2 separate regions of the Homo sapiens genome follow, and region 2 is linked to region 1. A link is an interaction called in ENCODE POLR2A ChIA-PET data of the cell type or tissue named here. Cell type or tissue: OCI-LY7. All regions are shown on one strand. Links, peaks and the distances in the headings refer to the core of each region. The heading gives the core; the rest is flanking DNA. Region 1 overlaps STIM2 (stromal interaction molecule 2). Region 2 has its middle 35 kb from the start of STIM2-AS1.

Evidence for each region. ChIA-PET counts read pairs that join two places held together with the same protein. Peaks named below come from ENCODE experiments on the same cell type or tissue, not always from the same donor. Only the 100,000 strongest peaks of a DNase experiment are listed, where the experiment ranks them.
Region 2: POLR2A ChIA-PET joins it to region 1 with 6 read pairs; 3 of 35 experiments call an interaction of 5 or more read pairs at or near these places.

What each region holds. Positions count from the first base shown.
Region 1 is chr4:26,933,841-26,941,840 of GRCh38, reverse strand. All of the region lies in intron 2 of STIM2 (stromal interaction molecule 2), which reads right to left. Among named protein-coding and RNA genes, the nearest start is that of STIM2, 77 kb to the right of the region's middle. In OCI-LY7, for the core only: a CTCF peak has its summit at 4,534 (motif pointing left); a DNase peak (open chromatin) is centred at 4,500; H3K27ac peaks cover 1,368 bases.
Region 2 is chr4:26,819,953-26,831,727 of GRCh38, reverse strand. It overlaps a transcript of TBC1D19 not described here. Among named protein-coding and RNA genes, the nearest start is that of STIM2-AS1, 35 kb to the left of the region's middle. In OCI-LY7, for the core only: no CTCF peak of the experiment used is centred there; DNase peaks (open chromatin) are centred at 3,417, 4,227, 4,827, 8,987 and 4 weaker places; H3K4me3 peaks cover 4,305 bases; H3K27ac peaks cover 5,155 bases.

The sequences.
Region 1 (8,000 bases), core at 1-8,000:
TTGAATTGTATATAAAATATAACTCAAAAAACTTTAAGCCATTAAGAATTTGAAGGAATTCATTATGTTATATAGGCACAATTTTATTCATTAAAAAGATACTTACCTTTAAAAGGTACTGCTCATCTCTTAGGATCTTTAAGAAAGCCAATAATTAGGAGATCCCATTAATTTGCTACATAGTATAATTTTTAAATGTCCTTTTTTAAGGGGAGAAAGTAAGAATTTAAATCTCGCTGCCATCAGTGAGATTCAGGGTAATAACTATAACCCATTTCTTTGAACATGAAAATCCTCTATCAATATTCAGGGAATACTGGCTTATTAGGCCTTCTGCTTATAATCTACAGAAAATTTCATTTCCCCCATCACCAAACATATGCTCTGTAACTAATGTTGGACAGGTAAAACACAAAGAGTGAACTGGATAAGGGATGGAAAATGGAAATACGGGTCAAGCTAAACTACAAACCAACAAATACCATAAAGGAATAGTGCAATGCAAGAGATTACTTTGGCTTGGAAGAAGGATGATAGAAGAAAATACAAAAAACAAGAAACAGAGAAAAGATTCCACTTGAACTAAATCTTTAAATTAATCTTAAAAGATGGTTTGACAAGCAAGATGAAACAAGAGACTGAACGAAATCCTAAGGGAAATGCCTGTATACTCATGAGAATACAGGATGTGTACAAAAAGCTGTCTGTCAGTAGGTCACTTTGGTTAAAGTAAAGAGCACACAAAGAAGCTTCACAGTAAGTGATCATGGCTACAAAGGCAGAATATGACCAGACTGTAAAAGATCATGAATGTCAAACTAAGAAGCCCAAACCATATTTGGAAGACTATGGCAGCAGTTCTCAGAGCATGGTCCCTGGACCAGCAGTATCAGCACTGCCTGGGAATCTATTAGAAATGCAAATTCTTGGGTCTCATCCCAGACCTACAGAATCACAAACTCTGAGGGTGGGCCCAGCCATCTGTGTTTTAACAAGTCTTCCTGGCAATTTTAATGCATACTAAAATTTGAGACCACTGGACTATGGGGCTCTAATATAAATTTTTGAGTAGGGGAGAGAATAGCAAAATATTATGTTCTAAAATGTTTAAACTAAGTAATAATTGTCAAAATGGATTTACAAAAAGGAAAAGATAAGCAATGGCAAGACTAGTTAGAAATCAAATAATAATAATAAAACTCAACTCAGAGAGGCAGACAAAGCAGCAAACAAAGATAAGGCTGGAGCACTAAGCCTCCGTTGTAGGTAAAACAGTGATACCACTAATAAAAACAACACCACATTTAAAGAGAAATAAGAATCAGTGTTTTTAAGGAAGGCAGTGATGGGTCCAGCATGAGACTTTCTAAAAAGAAAAGCACAGACAGAAAGCAATGTATTTCATTAGCACTTAGGACACTGAGTTGGAGATCTGCACAGGCCAAACATGAGAATGAAATTGTGGACAGAAGAAAGAACTGAATATTTGCAGAAGTGATCATTAAAACCATGGGCCTGAATAAAATGTCCTAGGAAGTGAAAGAAAGAGGCCCAAAGATAAAAATCTTACCGAAAACATACACACTTATGGTGGAGGAAAGGCAAGAGCAGGAAGAAGGAAAACCAAGCAGGTTCTTTTCAATCCTATCCTCAACAACATTAAGACTCCAGTCAGACCGCATGATTTGCTACTGAGTAAACCAGCACTCAAGGGGCTTGCTTTAGTACTTCCCTGTTCTGCACCTACATCACGGCATGTGCTTCCTATCATCTAAACCCATGAAAACTATTCCCATTTCACAAAGTTCGTCTTAACGACTCTACGCAGAGCTTTGTTTGATGCTCCCCTAACAGATGTGCATCACAAGAGCATGCCACGATTCATGTGTATTACTAGGACATCGTTTGCCGTAACATGCCTTGTGGTATATACATACATGACATTATATGCCCTACTAGACAGTTAACTCATGGGGCCTATATTCAGTTTTTCAATCTGCCCCATATTTAGTACAGTGCTAAATATATAAACGAGAACTTCAAAATCTTACATGTGTTTTGTTTTTAACCAAGTGGTCAACAATGCCCTTAGACCTGTTTGCCAAGCCCTTCAGGAGGCCAAAGAAAAGAAAACAAAGGGAAAATGAGAACAAAACAAAAACCACGCATAAAAATTTTCAAACATCCCCAATTAACACTTAAAAGACATTTCAGGTACTTGTATGATATTAAAAAATAATAAAGGTCAGTTAGCAAGGACTGACAATTAAAGTAAAAGGCTCTTAAATATTCATTATCAATTGTTTGTAACATTTTCAGGATCCCGGCAAAATATTCTTTAATTTTAAAAAGTTATCTTTATCCGATTCAGCCCTTTAGATCCAGTAAGATTATTAAAAGGCCAGTGGGGTGGTACAAAGCATGTCATCAATATTTGGTAGTACCAATGCTAAGTCAAGAACAATATCAGGCCAGACCCAGAAAGGCCAAGATAGAAAGTCTAATACAGATTTAGTAAGCAGGGGAAAGAGGCAAGGTGAATCCTCCAGCCAAGCTCAAGATAAGACTCAAGATAACTCTTGGTAGAGTCCTTAAGATGGACCGTGTCAAATAGGAATAGTTCTCACGAGTTTAGATGATAGGAAGCACATGCCAAGATGTAGGGGCAGGACAGGGAAAAAGTACTAAAGCAAGCCCCTAGAGTGCTAATTTACTCAGTATGGTAAGATTCAAACCAAAATACAGGGAACAAGCAGGGTATGAGGTCCTAGTAAATGAACTAAATACCCAGAAGTTTCCAATATTAACATTAACAGACCATCCAATATTAACAGAAACCCAGTTCAAGAATGTATGCAGAGAGCCTCTTTCAGCTTCCACGGCTCAAAACTGAATACAAGTTAAAAATTTTAAAATTTAAAAAAAAACAAACTGGAAATTATGCCTAAACATGTTATGAAGAATGAACAGTAGTTGGAACAGTTGGACTCTAATCCTAGTGCTCCTTACACACACTATGTAACTTAAATAACTTAATCTCTCTTAAGCCTCTGTCTCCTTATCTATAAGAGAGAACACTTCTGTCCATCTCAAAAAAGTACTGCTGAAGATAACGTGAGACAGCATTAAATGTGAGGTTATCTGAGGATAAGAACTATTTACCTTACACCTCCCTGATATAGCTTAGCACTTTACCTTACGACAATCCAAACAGCTTTCTAGAGCAGAACTCTCTCCTGAGACTATGTGATCAGTGACTGCAGCAGTCAGTGCTTGGAGAACTTCCTGCAGGCTAAATGCTGGATAGGTTCATAGGAAAACTTAAGACTATTATATAAAATTCTTCAGTTATGAAAACTTGGTTACCTTTGTTTTTGTGGTAAAAACACAAAAGATCTACTCTCCTAGCAAAGTTCAAATATATGATACAGTATTATTAACTATAGTAACTAGCTACACATTAGATCCCCAGAGTTTTTCATCTTATAACTGAAAGTTTGTACCCTTTGACATGTGAGGTGATAAGACTGCGATAATAATCATTTCACAATGTATAAAGATATCAAATCACCATATCATATACCTTACATATACACAATCTTTATTTGTTAAATATACCTCAATAAAGCTGGGGACATTTTTTTGTTTTAAAAAAAAAAAGAAAATTTGGGAAAACCAAGAAATGTGCTACTGAAAAAAAAATTCTAAAAGTCAATGAAAGAGTCAACATTATTTTAATATAAGAAAAAGCTATTTTTCTTTTAAAATTTATTTAAAAATTTTAAAAGCTATTTAAATTTAAGCTATTTAAATTATTAAGCTATTTAAATTTATTTCCAGAGGAAAAAAAGACAAAAAATCACTTATCTGCAAAAAAGAAAAAGGAATGGAAAGTTGCTGAGTGTTTCCGTCATGTTAGTAGAAAACAAGCTATACAATACAAAAAGACTCAGACTGATAAACCAAACTGAGGTAGAGCCAGTGTTTAGCAGTAGCAGAAATCTTGGCACAAAACTTAGATCAATTTAATAACAACTTAGTGAGGGAGCAAGACAAAGATAAAGGTAAGTACAACTGAAGCAGGCTGATAAGCCATATGGCGAAGGTGATTATATGGCCCATTTGCTTAGGACAGTCCTCGTTTACACCCTTTGTCTGGATGTAATTATTAATAACACTCTCTTTCACTCAGAAAAAATGCCAGTTGGGATAATAAATTATATGGCCATCCTATCTATAATAATAATAATACAAGGCTAATAATGTTAATGTTACAGTAAAGGCACAATTCAATTCATTTGTGAAATGGGAATAAACAGGTCTGTACTCATCAAAACATCTTTAAGGTGAGATACTATGTGAAGTGTCCTAAACTCGCAAAAAAGTATATTAGATCAATGCAATGCTGTGCTGTGATGCTGAAAAGGCTGAGGGAAGGAGTGGGGAGATGGCAGCACTGGCAGTACCATCAGGCTGGAACTGAAAAAGGGAAGTGCAGACACACTGTCCTGTCCTAATTCACAACCCTACTCCCACTGCTCTGCCCCCTTCCGGTCTGTAACAATGTTTAATAGGAAATTCTTGTTGCAGTAAACTAAAAATTAATGAAACAGAAATTAGAAATAATTTTTAATAAAAAATACATAATTACCATATGGTCTGACTAATGAAAGCAAAAATAATTTGGGAAAGGGGCTAAAACAGTCATTAGTTGAAGCAGGGGTTGTGGCAACTCCCAGAAAAAAGCAAAAGGCACCAGGCACAGTGGCTCATGCCTGTAATTCTAACACTTTGAGAGGTTGAGGCAGGTAAATCGCTTGAGCCCAGAAGTTCCAGACCAGCCTGGCAACACGCTGGAACCCCATCTCTACAAAAAATATAAAAATTAGCCAGGCATGGTGGCTCATGACTGTATCCCAGCTACTTGGAAGGCTGAGGTGGGAGGATGCCTGGAGTCCAGGAGGTCAAGGCTGTGGTGAGTCATGTTCACGCCACTGAACTCCAGCCTGGGTGACAGAGCGACATGCTGTCTCAAACAAAAAAGGCAAAAGGCACTGGGTTGAATGTTTCGATGCTCCATACTATGAAATGATTTCAGAAGTTTTTGGTTCTTCATACACAGATCTCATACTACAGTCAGTTATTCTCAGTTTATAAGTAGGTTGCATTTAAGAGTATGTATCCACTAAGTGAAGCATATCTTTCCACAGAAACTATGTTATGGTGTTTAACTTCCTAGTTCACAAAATCCTATTTAATCTGTATATAACTGAACTATATACAACCAATGGTGTTTCTCAAATGGCCTATGACTAAGACAGCCTCAGCAAGAGGGAACCCCCAATAATAAATCAGAACTCAAGCATAGAGATTAGATAGTCTGGATGATAAGAAACAGTAGAATAAGAGAAAGCTGTTTTCTATTGTGGTTGCTTTGAGGGACAAGCAGATACATGACCACAAATGCTCTGGGAGGATCAGCTCTTATCAAATGTCATAAACAAAAAGATAACTCAACAGCAGTTGGTAAATGAACTGGAAAAGCAAGAGACAGAGAAGAAACTCCAGTAAATAGGTTACTATAATTGTCAGGACATAAGGACATAAGTACTAAACTAAATAAATGCTGGGACCAGGTAGAAGTTTCACAATTTAAGTAAGAAATATTCTAATATAAAATCATCAGATGTTTTCTTAAAATCTGTCTCAATAACTTGCACAATGATTCTTAACCATCTAGGTTACAGAACCATCTTACTTTAAAAACCAAAAGATCCTCCCCCACATAAAAAAGACAAATACAACCCTGCTTTATAGTAACTGAATGTCAATGACTTCCTATAAAACATACAAAGAAATTTTTAAGGTTGAACTTGGCAAAAGTAAAGTCACAAAATACAGGAGCAGAAAACAAGGTATCTTGCAAGAGCATCACAGTAGTATTTATATTTATAAATATTGTGCCTGAGATTAAAAGAACTGTAAAAATATAATGCAAAACTTTAAGATTTATCAAGGTACAAAGAGTAAGTCATGAACCATATTTTCAAAGACCTAATCATAAAAAAAGTAAGATTTGTAACTATACTGTCTACTCATAAAAGGTCAAGATAAAGAGCTTCTGGCTACTATCAGAGTCCTGAAAGTCTAGTGGTTCTCAAACTTCATCAGAATCACCCAGAGGATTTGTTAAAACGGATTGCTAGGTCCCATCCCCAAGCTGCTGATTCAGTAGGGTTGGGGTGGGGCTCAAGAATTTGCATTTCTAACAAGTTTTCATGTTAAGTTAATACTGCTTGTCAAGGGAGCATCAATTTATTTACTCCTTAGAGCAATTTCTTGGAACTACACCAACTCCATTTTCATCTACTTCTTTCCCTCCTTTCTCACTCTGTAAGCTAAATGAGAAGTATTAGGGTGGCCCTAACCTTTTTCTATTTAATATCTTGCTTCTAAAAGATGTATAGAGTGCCTATCTCATTTTGAATAATTTAAACTATAGTTACATATACGTAAACAAAGAAGAGGTAACCAAAATGACAAACAAGTATGTAATGCTCAGCACGCTTTGGTGAGTTGCTGAAGACCAAAATACCTTACACATACCCTATAAGATGACTTCCACCTACATAAGAATCTTTCTTCCAGATTCCTAATCAATGGCGTCCAAAATCATTACTTCCTGGGTCTCTTCAGATCAACAGACATCCACAATCCAGATATAAATTAAATTTTAAAATAGAATTTGCAGCTAAAATATAAAGACATAGTGGCAAATTTATAGGAAAAGATATTTTAAAAAGTTTAATCATGTCTTCCCTTATCAAAATGATATCTACACTTTCTGCCTCACTCATTCTCTGCTTTTTTTCCCTAAACTAGTATAAATAAGTGAACTTTGTTCTTTTTTTTTTTTTTTTTTTTTTTGAGATGGAGTTTCGCTCTTATTGCCCAGGCTGTAGTTCAATGGCGCGATCTCGGCTCACTACAACCTCCACCTCCCGGGTTCAAGTGATTCTCCTGCCTCAGCCTCCTGAGTAGCTGGGATTGCAGGCATGTGCCAATATGCCCATCTAATTTTGTATTTTGTGTAGAGACAGGGTTTCTCCATGTTGGTCAGGCTGGTCTCAAACTCCTGACCTCAGGAGATTCACCCACCTCGGCCTCCCGAAGTGCTGGGACTGCAGGCATGAGCCACCGCGCCTAGCCTTGTTCTATTCTTATATTACCACTTCTTACAGGTATCACAAGTATCAGAACTAATTTTAATCATAAAATGCACAGTGGACATCATTAAAAGGTCAGCAACTAATGTGCTATATGATGAAGAAACCTGCAAACAGTGGCCATGAAAATTAGAGAAGAACAAATATTAACATTAGCAAGTGTCTCTAGAACTTGCTTTCTTGAGAAATTCTCACAATTGTCTGTTCTTATGAAAATGGAATGAAATCTGTGTGACTTATAATATGACATTGCTTTACAATTCATTAGCACAGTGGTCTCCAAATTTGGGTTGCCGACACCCAAAAAGGATGTATAATCTAATCCACTTGAAATTTTGAGAAAATATTAGAATTTACATTTACATTTAATTTTATCTCATTTTTTTAATCTATATTTTTGTGGGTATTTTTTTTTCTTTTTTTGAGATAGTCTCGCTCTTTTGCCCAGGCCAGAGGGCAGGGGCACGATCTCGGCTCACTGCAAACTCCGCCTCCTGGGTTCAAGTGATTCTTCTGCCTCAGCCTCCCAAGTAGCTGGGATTACAGGCGCGTGCCACCACGCCCGGCTAATTTTTGTATTTTTAGTAGAGACGAGGTTTCAGCAAGTTGGCCAGGGTGGTCTCAAATGCCTGAATTCAAGTGATCCTCTCCCCTCAGCCTCCCAAAGTGCTGGGATTACAGGCGTGAGCCAATGCACCCAGCCGTATTTTTGCGGGTATTTTAAAAACATGTAACATTAGTACAATAGTTTGAATGTGTTTATATATGTTATAT
Region 2 (11,775 bases), core at 1,808-9,807, 110 kb after region 1:
ACCTGTAGTCCCAGCTACTTGAGAGGCTGAGGCAGGAGAATCGCTTGAACTCAGGAGGCCGAGCTTGCAGTAAGCCAAAATCACGCTATGGCACTCCAGCCTGGGCAACAGAGACTCCGTCTCAAAAAAAAAAAAAGAAAAAAAAAAAAGAAGAAAAAGAAAGAAAGAAAAAGGAAAATAAAGGGATTAGCAAACTGCTGCCATGGGTCACATCTGGCCTTCCACCTGGTTTTGCAAATGAGGTTTTATTGAAAGCCCATCACACTCATCTGTTTACATATTGTCTACAGCTGCCTTTTTTGTTTCTTTTTACTGTAACAGCAGAGTTGTGTAGTTGCCGCAGAGATCACCTGTCCTGCAAAGCTTAAAATATTTACTATCTAACTCTTCTGAGAAAAGTTTGATGACCGCTGCTTTAAGAGATTGCATTTCTCAGAGTCAGTTTCAGAATTCCCATCAGTCCTGCACCAGGCCTCCTTATTTTTGAAGATGAAAATGGAGACATAGCATCTGCAGTGTGATCATCTCCCTCATAAGTATACAGATTTTATTTTCAATTAAAATAGGAAAAAAATAAGATTATAGAGGTTTTTTCCCTAGAGAAAACCTTAGGCAAAGTTTCCAGTTGGCCCTCTTTGTGATATATGAAATTTGTGTCTGCGTGTATGTCCACATGCAACCTAAATAATAAATCACTTAAAACAATTTATTGGAAAAAGCAATCACTCTTAAGCTTTTGGTGAGTTATAGACCCTTTTGGGTATCTGCAAAGATCTAAATATCCTCTCCTCAGGGCTAAAAATGGGCATATACACTTCACTCAAACTGTGTGTATAGTTTCAAGAGCTCGCAGAGGTCTGAGGCTAGCGTGTTCAGTCCAGGCAAATTACTCCTTTACTGAAGGATGAGTCTCTATAGGCAGAACTCCAGGCATTAACCAGTTTGAGGACAGGAACACAGGAGGTGTTAGGACAGTTCCAGCATTCATACAATCACATCTCAATCACTTTATTTTATAAAACACGAAGCCTTAAAGAGTTTTCAGGTCAAAGATGCCAGTTTGGGCCCTGGTTCTTTGTAATCATAGGCAGAAACCAAAACTTTGAGAGCCTCTGAATTGTAGAAGCTTCAATCTGGTGGTTAGGAGATACCCAGTAACAGAAGATAACTGCAGAGGTCAGACGGGAAAAAAATCCCAGAAATATGCAAACACTGTGTAACTCTGAGAGTTCTGTTAGCACCCCAGCCCCGCCCCACTTCTAATTACAAGGTCTTGATCCCTTTCAGTTCCATCTCCCCACTAGTAGTGTGCAATGACACTGGTTTTGCAGGAACATCAAGTCTGCAGAGGTGGGATGTCACCTACACTTAAAGGAACTAAAGCAATATGAAGATAACCCAGCTAAGTTAAAGATGGGAGCTGGGAACCACCCAGTAGAGTCTCCCACAGTGCTCAAGAGTCCTGGTCATTCAAGGGTGTTTATTGTTTGCATATACGCATTACTTATTCAAAGGCAAAAAGGGGGGGTAATTTGCAAGTGCCAGTCAAGTTGAGTAAACAGTTATGTAATCTTCCTCCAAATTCAAATGTGAGGTTGAGTATGGCTCTGGTAGGCTCAACTTCTTACACTTTTATGGGCCATGGACACTGTGGGTCAGGAAACCATAACCCGATGGAATGGACAAATCACTAAGGCCCTAATCCCTCAAATCCAGCTCCTGATGGCTCCTGGACTCTTTTATAGGCATGGAAGGGGTGCAGAAGCCATTGCCATTCCCCGAAGGTAAGATGCCTCCCCACTGGAGAGCCCTGTCTTACCAGAGCACACTGGGCTGACACCTATATCAGTTTACGTTGCTTACTAAAGTCATTCCGGGAATGCAAAACCCCACTGCTAGATGGTCAGCCATGCTCTTTGTCCACATGTATCACAAAAAGCTGCCAGGACTCAACATAGCAACAGGTTTTAGTCCTGATGAGGTAAAAAACAAATGAACAAACCTTACCTGCCTCTAATAAACTTTTACTTTGAAGACTTGGTGATTCAGATTCATTGCTTAGCCTAGACACTTTCTCAGCTCAGTTATAATTGTTTCTGTAGGTATGTGATCAATTTATCCCTTTTTCTGTGTGAGAGAGGGGAAAAATGGGAAAATTCCACATCTTCATGCAGCAGCTTCCTTTCCTCCCTAACACCTACCCAAGACTGAAGATGAGTTAGAGGAAAAGGCCCTGAAATAGGAGTTAAAGAAGTGGGTGTTGATTTGAGCTTAGCCAGTTGCTAAGTGGCCTTGGGCAAATCATTCTAGCCCTTTGGGGATGTTTCTTCAGCTATAGAGGGCTTACGATGAGAGATTTCTAAATTCCCTTCTAAATCTGAAATGTGTTTTTGTGATTGCTTTGGAATACTTTGGGACATTCAAAGAAACTTTGACTCCCACAGCGAGAACAGAGACTCAGGAGGGACATGGTCTGTGTATTATTTAAACAACTGAACTGCGATAAGGTTTTTCCCATTAAGGCATTTGGTGCAGGCAACCGTTTTATAATAAACTTCCCATGAGCTCATTTAAAGCTCCATTTGAAAGCAAACATATTTTTCAAAGTGAGCTCCTTCTAATTACTTGTTATTTGAGCTTCATGTTTCCTTCCAATCTTGAGTTCTGGGCATCTGTGGATGCCCAAGCAAAGTCCATAGCTCTTAAGAAAGATAATTGGTTTGATAAAAGTTGTAAATACAGTGACTAAGGAATATAAACTAAATGGATTTGTCCTAATCTCCCTTCCTGAGTTCTTTCCATTCTCCTGCATCACAGCCTCCACCATCTAAAACAGTCCAGTAAAATCTAACATGTACTCAGTGCCTACCAATGACCAAGCCCTAGTGTAAGGGCTAACGTTAAACACAGCACTTACAACATCCAGGCACTGTGCTAAGTCCTTTGTATTTGTTAATTTATCAGGGTTTCCTTACAGTCTTAGAAGGTAGGTACTTTTATTATCCCTATTTACCAATGAAGAAACTGATGCACGGAGTGGTCAAGTAATTTGTTCAAGGTCACACAGCTAATAAGTGGCAAAAGCAGGATTTGAAGATGGGGGTGCTCCCGAGCCCACACTCTCAACCGCTTTACTTTACTGCACTATACTTGGACGTGCATAGATTTGGGGAGCAGTGTCTTAGAAGTTTTAAAAATGTCATTTCATCAAGTATTTTACCATTCAAGCACAGGCTAGTCCAAAGATGATTTGGAAATGACAAAATGGTCTCCTTTTGATAACCTTTCAACACAAAACTACCAGCTCCAACATTCTATGAAACAGCCAAAGTTGTCTCAGTACTTTCTTTTTGGCTCTGCTCCAGTAACGGAGTTCTAGCAAGGCTACCAGAAGAGCCTCCTTTAGGCCAAGCTAGAGTTCACAGGTCATGTTGCCTCCTTCTAAGGCAGTTGAAGCTGGAGCCTAAGAGGCTGAAATTCATGTTCTTCAATGACATACTTTAAGTCTACCTAAGGGTGGTGATCAGAATGGGCATCCCTTGTGTTCAAACTCACAGCCTGTTGGTCCTCTGACAAGCCCATTTAATAGAAGGGGAAATCAAGGCTCAGAGCACTTCATAAGCCTCCTGGGGACTACACGCCTAAGGAAAGCCAGAGTCAGGGCCAGAGCTGGGGAGTTCTGACTGGCGGTTCTGGACAGTTTCCATCTACCCTTTAACCCCATAGCTGTCAAAGCATCTGCCAAACGAGATCTTAGAGGAACCATTTCAAAGCTATTTTAAGTATTTTCAGATATGGATTTGTCAGGTGGCCTACGTTAATCTCAAAGCCTAATAAAATAGCTGGGCACAGCGGCACACATGCCTGTATTCACACCTACCCAGGAAGCTGAGGCAGAAGGATTGCTTGAGCCCAGGAGTTCGAGGCTGCAGTGTGCATTATTGCACCTGTAAATAGGCACTGCATTCTAGCCTGAGTGTCATCGCAAGACCCTATCAAAAAAAAAAAAACAAAACAAAAAACAAAAAAAGAAAGCTCTAATAAATTGGTTCCATCCTCAAAAACATTTGCTTGAAGTTAGGGCTGAGTAGGTGAGTGCCAGCCTGATTTTGTTTTGTTTTGTTTTGAGACAGTCTTGCTCTCTCGCCCAGGCTGGAGTGCAGTAGTGCAATCTTGGCTCACTGCAACCTCTGCCTCCGAGATTCAAGCAATTCTCATGCCTCAGCCTCCTGCGTAGTTGGAACTGCAGGCGTCTGCCACCATGCCTGACTAATTTTTGTATTTTAGTAGAGACGAGGTTTCTCCATGTTGGCCAGGCTGGTCTTGAACTCCTGGCCTCAAGTGATCTGCCTCCCTTGGCCTCCCAAAATGATTGGATTGCAGGCGTGAGTCACTGTGCCTGCCAATGCCTGATGATTTTGACCCAAAGGATAGATTTGGTGATGAAGAAGAGAGATTCCTGAAACAGTAATACCTTTAAAGTTGGCTGTTTTAATTAAGTGAAGATGAAAATAAAGTGTTTTCCATCTTTATAAGCATTTGCCACTTACTGTGATTGAATTTGTGTTAAGGAGCCAGGAAAGGCTATGGAAGAGCAGTCTCCATCAGTTCACCAGAAGTATCATGGCAAGGCCAAGCTATCATGGTTAAAAGTTAATCATTAGTTTCCTTTCTCCATGATACGATTCAATAAACACATTAACAGTTTATAAAAGAGGTAGTGAAACCTCCTGAGGAAAAAAATATTATGTAACCAGTTTAGGGGAGAGACTTGCCTCGCCTCATATCTCAGTAGGGGGTTGAACTGCACGGCTGGGAGGTTCTTTCCGGTTTCATAACAGTTATTATTTCTGGAAGGGTTTATCTTTTATTGCTAATAGCACTTCACTTTCCTCCATGCTCTGAATCTACGTCACCACCCACACCCGGAACCATTATAAACATCCACCCGCCACCGGGGCAGTAACCCTCATGAAGTTAAAACAGTAGTCTTTCCTGCTCGCCAACAGTTATAGACCTTGAAATGCCATTAGGCCAAACTTTACTGGACTCTATTCATTGTTAGGGTTGTGGAATATTGATCTAAACTCAATCTAACAAAATACACGCGGACATCATCTATAACAATGATTTTCAAAGAGAGAATTTTGAAAGGTATATTGGAGAGAGATGAGAAGCATTTTATGTTTGTAACAGCTCTAATATCTTAATAAGAATGATCTCTTTGTTTAGAATTTAAAACTTAGTAATAATGACACTTATTTTTCCCCCCTCTAAATAATGTTCACCTACTATGAGCAGACAGTAAGGGCACAAATATAAATCAACTTTAAACTGTTTGAAATATCCTTCTATTCATGATTATTGCTGTCACTGAATATGTATCCAGCAGCTGGGCAGGAATTCCCTGATACTAGAGTTAAACAATGGGCAGGCAGAATGCGAAGTCCTATGTGCAGTGGGAATTAAATTGTTCTTTTATTACAAAAATATGATCTTTGAATTTTTTTTTCACTTTTTATTTTTGAGACAAGGTCTCTTTCTGTCACCAAGGCTGGAGTGCAATGGCACGATCTCAGCTCACTGCAACTTCTGCCTCCTGGGTTCAAGCAATTCTCCTGTCTCAGCCTCCTGTGTAGCTGGGATTACAGGTGCATGCCACCAAGCCTGGCTAATTTTTGTATTTTTAGTAGAGATGGGGTTTCGCCATGTTGCCCAGGTTGGTCTTGAACTCCTGACCTCAAATGATTCGCCCGCCTAAGCCTCCCAAACTGCTGGGATTACAGGCGTGAGCCACCATGCCCGGCCAGCTTAGCTATTTTCATATGCCATTACTAATAGTTAATGTTTATTGCAGGCTTAACTTGGACCAGGCCCTGTTTCAATGGCCTTATTCATCCTACTGATATTATAACAATTCTATGAAGGAGATACTATTAACCCTGTTTTACAGTTGAGAAAAATGAGGCACAGAGATTTTTAAGTAATTTTTCTGATGTCACACAACTAAGTGGTAGGGCTGGGAGTTGCACCCAAAAGTCTGGCTCCAAACCCCTTTTACTTAACTAGTATAACCACACAATAGCACCTCTCAGATCATGCTACTTAACTAATTTGTGGCAGGTCACTGATAGAGAAAATTGGCAGCAAATCTTCAAAACAGTGAACAATGAGTGTTTCCAACCAAACTACATTCACTATGGCCTGGATTTTTTTCTTAATGTTGAAAAATTAAAGAAAATGTCATTGAAAAAATAAAAATTACTGACTAATGAGGCATGCCCTTATATACCTAGTTACTCCTGAAAGAAAAGTTTAAAAATCCTAAATCAGCCAGGCGTGGTGGCTCATGCCTGTAATCCCAGCACTTTGGGAGGCCAAGGCAGGCGGATCATGAGGTCAAGAGATTGAGACCATCCTGGCCAACTTGGTGAAACCCCATCTCTACTAAAGATACAAAAATTAGCTGGGCGTGGTGGTGTGCACCTGTAGTCCCAGCTACTCGGGAAACTGAGGCAGGAGAATCGCTTGAACCAGGGAGCTGGAGGTTGTAGTGAGCCAAGACTGTGCCACTGCAATCTAGCCTGATGACAGAGTGAGACTCTGTCTCAAAAAAAAAAAAAATCCTAAATTATTGCAAATGAAGAGGCAAATCAAGAAAATATCAATATAGATAGCCAACAAACATAAAAAGAAAACATTCGTCTAGTAATTGAGGTGACAGGAATATCCAGTGTGTGTGGAAGAGCTGCCTTGTTATAAATTTAAATAACCTTCTGCAGAGCAGTTTGGCAATGTATATCGTTAAACAGGCATGCTCTGTACCCAGCAATTGTACTTCTAGAAGTTTATTCTATACAAAGGAATGCATAAACATGTTTGCTTAAATGTTATGTGGAATACAAAATTGGAAAAAGTTTAATGAAGAACTTACTATGCATATGGCCATGTGAATTTATTCTAAGGAATGTCCAGAAATATGTGCAAAGATGTATCAACACAGATGTTCATAATACTAAGAAGTAAATGATAGCAAAAAAAAAAGAAAGAAAGAAAGAAAATGACCCCACTGTTAAAAAGAAGGAATTAACTAAATTGTAGTGCAGTAATATAATGTGGAAACTATGTTGTAGAAGTTCATAAATATGCATACGAAAAAGACCCAGAGGACATACACTCAGAAGCTGACGGTCATAATTTCAGAGTCATAGGACTACAAGTGAATTTTGCTTTATTTATTTTTGTTTGTTTGTTTTCTGGATTTTCTGCATTGAGCATTCATTAGTTTTATACTAGTAGAAAATAAGAATATTATGATAGAGAGAAATATATTACTGTGAAAAGATACTTCATATCTGTGTTAGTCAACATTTGAAACTGCAAATGACAGAAAATCCAGCTGCAGTTGTCTTAATAAGAACGAAGTTACTGCTTCACATGCTTCCGGCATGGCTGGATTCAGGCCTCACGCACTGTTGCTAGAACTTGGTCCTTCTCTTATCATCTCTTTATCTCTCGTCTTTGTTCTCTATTGCTGCATGTTCAGGAATGCTCTCCCCATGTGGTGGCAAACATGTCCACAAAGATGTTTAAATCTTCCCTCAGCAAATCCAGCCAATTGTCTTTTAAGTAAGAGTTAAAATAAATTCCTGGATCTTATTTATACTGGCCATCTTGGGATCATGCACCCATCCCTGATCCAATCAAATAGCCCTGTGAATGGAATGCCCTATTAGTTATGCCTGGGCCATGTGCCCATCACTGGAGCCAGCGGTCAGGCAGTCAGCCCGGGTGGCTCACTAAGAGTCAGTGGGGTTCTGTATAAAGAAGGAAGAGGGGAGGAATCCTGCAGAGGTAAAAACCATAACAAAGAAACAAAAATACACTGACGACAAGCTTTCAGTTTCTTTAGATGCTGCCTAAGGTCTGGCTAGAAAGAGTGTTAGCAACCTTAAATCACTTAGGACTCTTGTGGTTGCAAGTGACAGAAAACCTAGAACAAGCTTAAGCAGCAAAGATAATTTATTGGCTCACCTAGCTGAGAAGTCCAGAGGCAAGACTGGCTTCTAGTGGGTCAAAGCCACCCAGGATATGGCTCTTATCATCTCTCCACTGGTGACAGACCCATCTCCAGATTCCACACAAAGGCCCCCGCAACTCTGGGCTCTCTCCCCATGGTAGCAAATTGCTCTGGCAATTCCACACCCCACATCTTCACTTCACTCTAGGTGTGGTCTGGGAACAGAGAATCTCTTCTGTGTATCTTCCACAGAAACACTGTTATTGTCACCTCTCTCATTAACCCAAATTGTATCACAAACCCATCCCTGACCAATCAATGTGGCCTGAGGAATAGGTACATGGATGGGTTTGAGATATGTTTTGGCTGCATCCCCACCCAAATCTCAGCTTGAATGCCCACGTGTTGTGGGAGGGACCCGGTGGGAGGTAATTGAATCATGGGGGCAGGTCTTTCCCGCTGTTCTTGCAATAGTGAATAAGTTTCACGAGATCTGATGATTTTAAAAATGGGAGTTTTCCTGCACAAGCTCTCTCTGTTTGCCTGTTGCCATCCATGTAAGATGTGACTTGCTCCTCCTTGCCTTCTGCCATGATTGTGAGGCCTCCCCAGCCACGTGGAACTGTAAGTCCATTAAACCTCTTTCTTTGTAAATTGCCCAGTCTTGGGTATGTCTTTATTAGCAGCGTGGAAACAAACTAATACAGCTTGAGTCAAGTACAGTCTACTCCTGGGCAGGGTCAGTCTGGTCTGGACCACTATTGAGAGTGGAAGGGTAGAGTGATCCCAAGGAAAATCAAGGTGGGGAAGGGTGGGACTGGATCCCTGCTGGAGAGGTAACCAGCAAATGTCTATCATGTCTCTACAAGAGTCTGACATGTTTTAAACTCTATCTAGTCATTCATTTTAGAATGGGAAATATTTATTCAAACTATTTCCTGTTTGTGGCTTAGTGCTTCCCCGCTGTTGCAGATTGACTGTAGCTAATGTACTTGCCTAAATGAAGAAGTATACATTTATTACAGGTCTTCAACCGCATCTCAACGTTAACCATTTAAACGAGCCTGCTGTTATCAAGAGGGGTCGAAACAATCATAGCATTACGTAAAGGGCCCTACATAGTCCACTGGCAGCCTTTTTTCCTCTTGGGCTGTAATAACCCAAAAACAGGATTTTTCAAAAAAATATATATTTCCATGGAACTTTATTTAGGGAAACATATGGGGCTTGGAAATGTCAGCACACTGGGAAGAAAGCAGGAAGTAAAAAGGGTTTCGTGCTCCTGTCTCTCTTATTAATGAAGTGGGTTCAAAGTCGTGTTGGGTTAGCAAGAAAAACAAACAAAATGATTCAGGCCTGCTCTGGGTGACATCTGTCCACTAGGACAGTCACTCACATTTGGCTTGGAAAGCTTTTCAGTAGATGGCACAGGCCAGGAAGGAGATGTTTTCTTTTCATCTCCAGAAGGAAGTTTGCACAAATCCCTTCAGAGCCAGGCTTTTGTGTGATAAATAAATGTGTCTCTGCCAGAGAGAGTAACAAGAAAACCCCAGCGACTGACAGCTTAAGACAGGGGTAAAAAATCACCATGGCTAATGTCATCACAAATGAGGGACAGCTTTCAAGTTTCCGTGATTAGAAATGCTTTGCACAGGCAACAGCGGGGCTTGGCAGATGATGTGACTAAGTGATCTGTTTCCCCATGTGGCGACTGCTGCAGAACAATTCCCCATCTTGTCTTAGATGAGTCAACAGAATTCTGCCAAAGTGTCATAAAATGTCAAGGAAAACATTTCTGCCACCAGGGCTCAGGAGAGCATGCAGGTGGAAGTGGAGAGAGAAGGGCCGTGGAGAAAAGTGGTCCGCCTGGCCACCAGAGGTCTGCCACACATAAAGAACGGGTACCTGCTGACCTGTGTGTGATGAGCAGACAGGGACAGGGACTTCCAGCATGACCACGGTGAGCCCCGCCATGGCTTCTGACTCCCTGGCACAGTTACAGGACAGCCCCACCATTGAACCACTGGGCCAGGACCTGCATTCGCAGGCAAGTGCAGGGAGACCTTTCTCCAGTCTCTCATTCTTGCAGGACTATTTTATCTGCCTAATTTTCCAGGTCCAAGATCTAGGTCCTGTGAGATTTCAAGAGCCCAGAAACATGGCTAAATCCCAAAGGAAAATAATTACTGCCTCAAACACACAAGGAGTACTACAAAACCTGTTAAAATAAATACCTGTTTACATGAATGCCCACAAAGCACAGAATTACACTTATGTGATCAACTGTTGAATTATTTAGAAAAATTTCATTACATTTGAAAACAATGTTAATGGTAGATTTTGTTTTACTTCAAGTGTGCATGATGACTGCAGAGAATCAGAGCCAACTGAAAATTCAATGAGTTGTTCCTTGCCAAATGATTTCAAAGACAAAACTATGATACTCCTTTGAAAAAATCTCAGCCAAAATTCTGTTTCATGGGGAAGGGAGGAGCATTTAAATATCTTTGCTAAGATGTGGGGTGAGACCCTCAAAAGAAAGTGTGGCAAGGACACGAGAAGCTTTCATACAGTCTGGAACTGCTAACTGCTCTTCATGTGCATGCTTGATTGCAAACGTCCTTTCTTCCAGGCGCCATATTGGCACCCATGCATCCCTACACTAAATGCAGTGTAGGGGCCAGAGGGATACAGAAAGCTGAGTCGAGTGAATACCATTCATTTGGTAGCCAGTCAACAGATATTTTTATATGCCCACTGTATTCCAGGTGATGTTCTGGGCACTGAGAAGACAGCTGTGAAAACAAATCCCTGTACTGATGAAGCTTACAGTCTAATGGGGGTAAAGATGATCACCAAATGAGTTAAACATATAATATATTTTATGGAGTAGGTGCTATGGTGAAAAGTAAACAGAGAGAGGGAAATTAGTACCACCATTTTGGAAAGCAGCATGGAGGTTCCTCAAAAAAACTACATATAGAATTAGCATATGATCCAGCAATCCCACTTCTGTGCATATATCCAAAAGAATTGAAATTGGTATGTCAAAGAGATATCTGCACTACCACATTCATTTCAGCATGATTCACAAGAGCCTCAGTGCCCATCAATGGATAAATAGATTTTTAAAATGTGGTATTTATGTACAATGGAATACTATACAGCCTTTAAAAAGAAGGAAACTCTGCCATTCACAACAACATGATGGAACTGGAGGATGTTATGCTTGGTCGAAATAAGTCAGGCACAGAAAGGCTAATACTGTATGATCTCAACTTACATGTGGACTCTAGAAAAGTCAATCTCATAAAAATAGAGTAGAAAGATGCCAAAAGCTAGGGTCCAGGTTGGAGGATAGGGGTGGGCAGGTGGAGAAGGGAAGAGATGGGGAAGAAAAGATGTTGAACAAACAGTACAAAGTTTCAGACTGCAAGAATAAGTTTTAGTGATCTCTTGTACTGCATGGTAACCATAGTGAATAACAATGTATCACATATTTCATAATTGCTAAAAGCATAGATTTTTAATGTTCTCATCCTCCAAAAAGTAAGTTACTAAGATAACGGATATGTCAATTAGCTTGAATGAATCTTTCTACAATGTACACATAGATCAAAGCATCACATTGTACCCCACAATTATATGTAATTATTGTCCATTAAAAAGCAAAGCAGAGAGAAAAATGTTGAAGTTTGCAATTTTAGAGTAGGAATGGGAAGGCCTCACTGAGAAGGGGTTATTTGAGAAAAGGA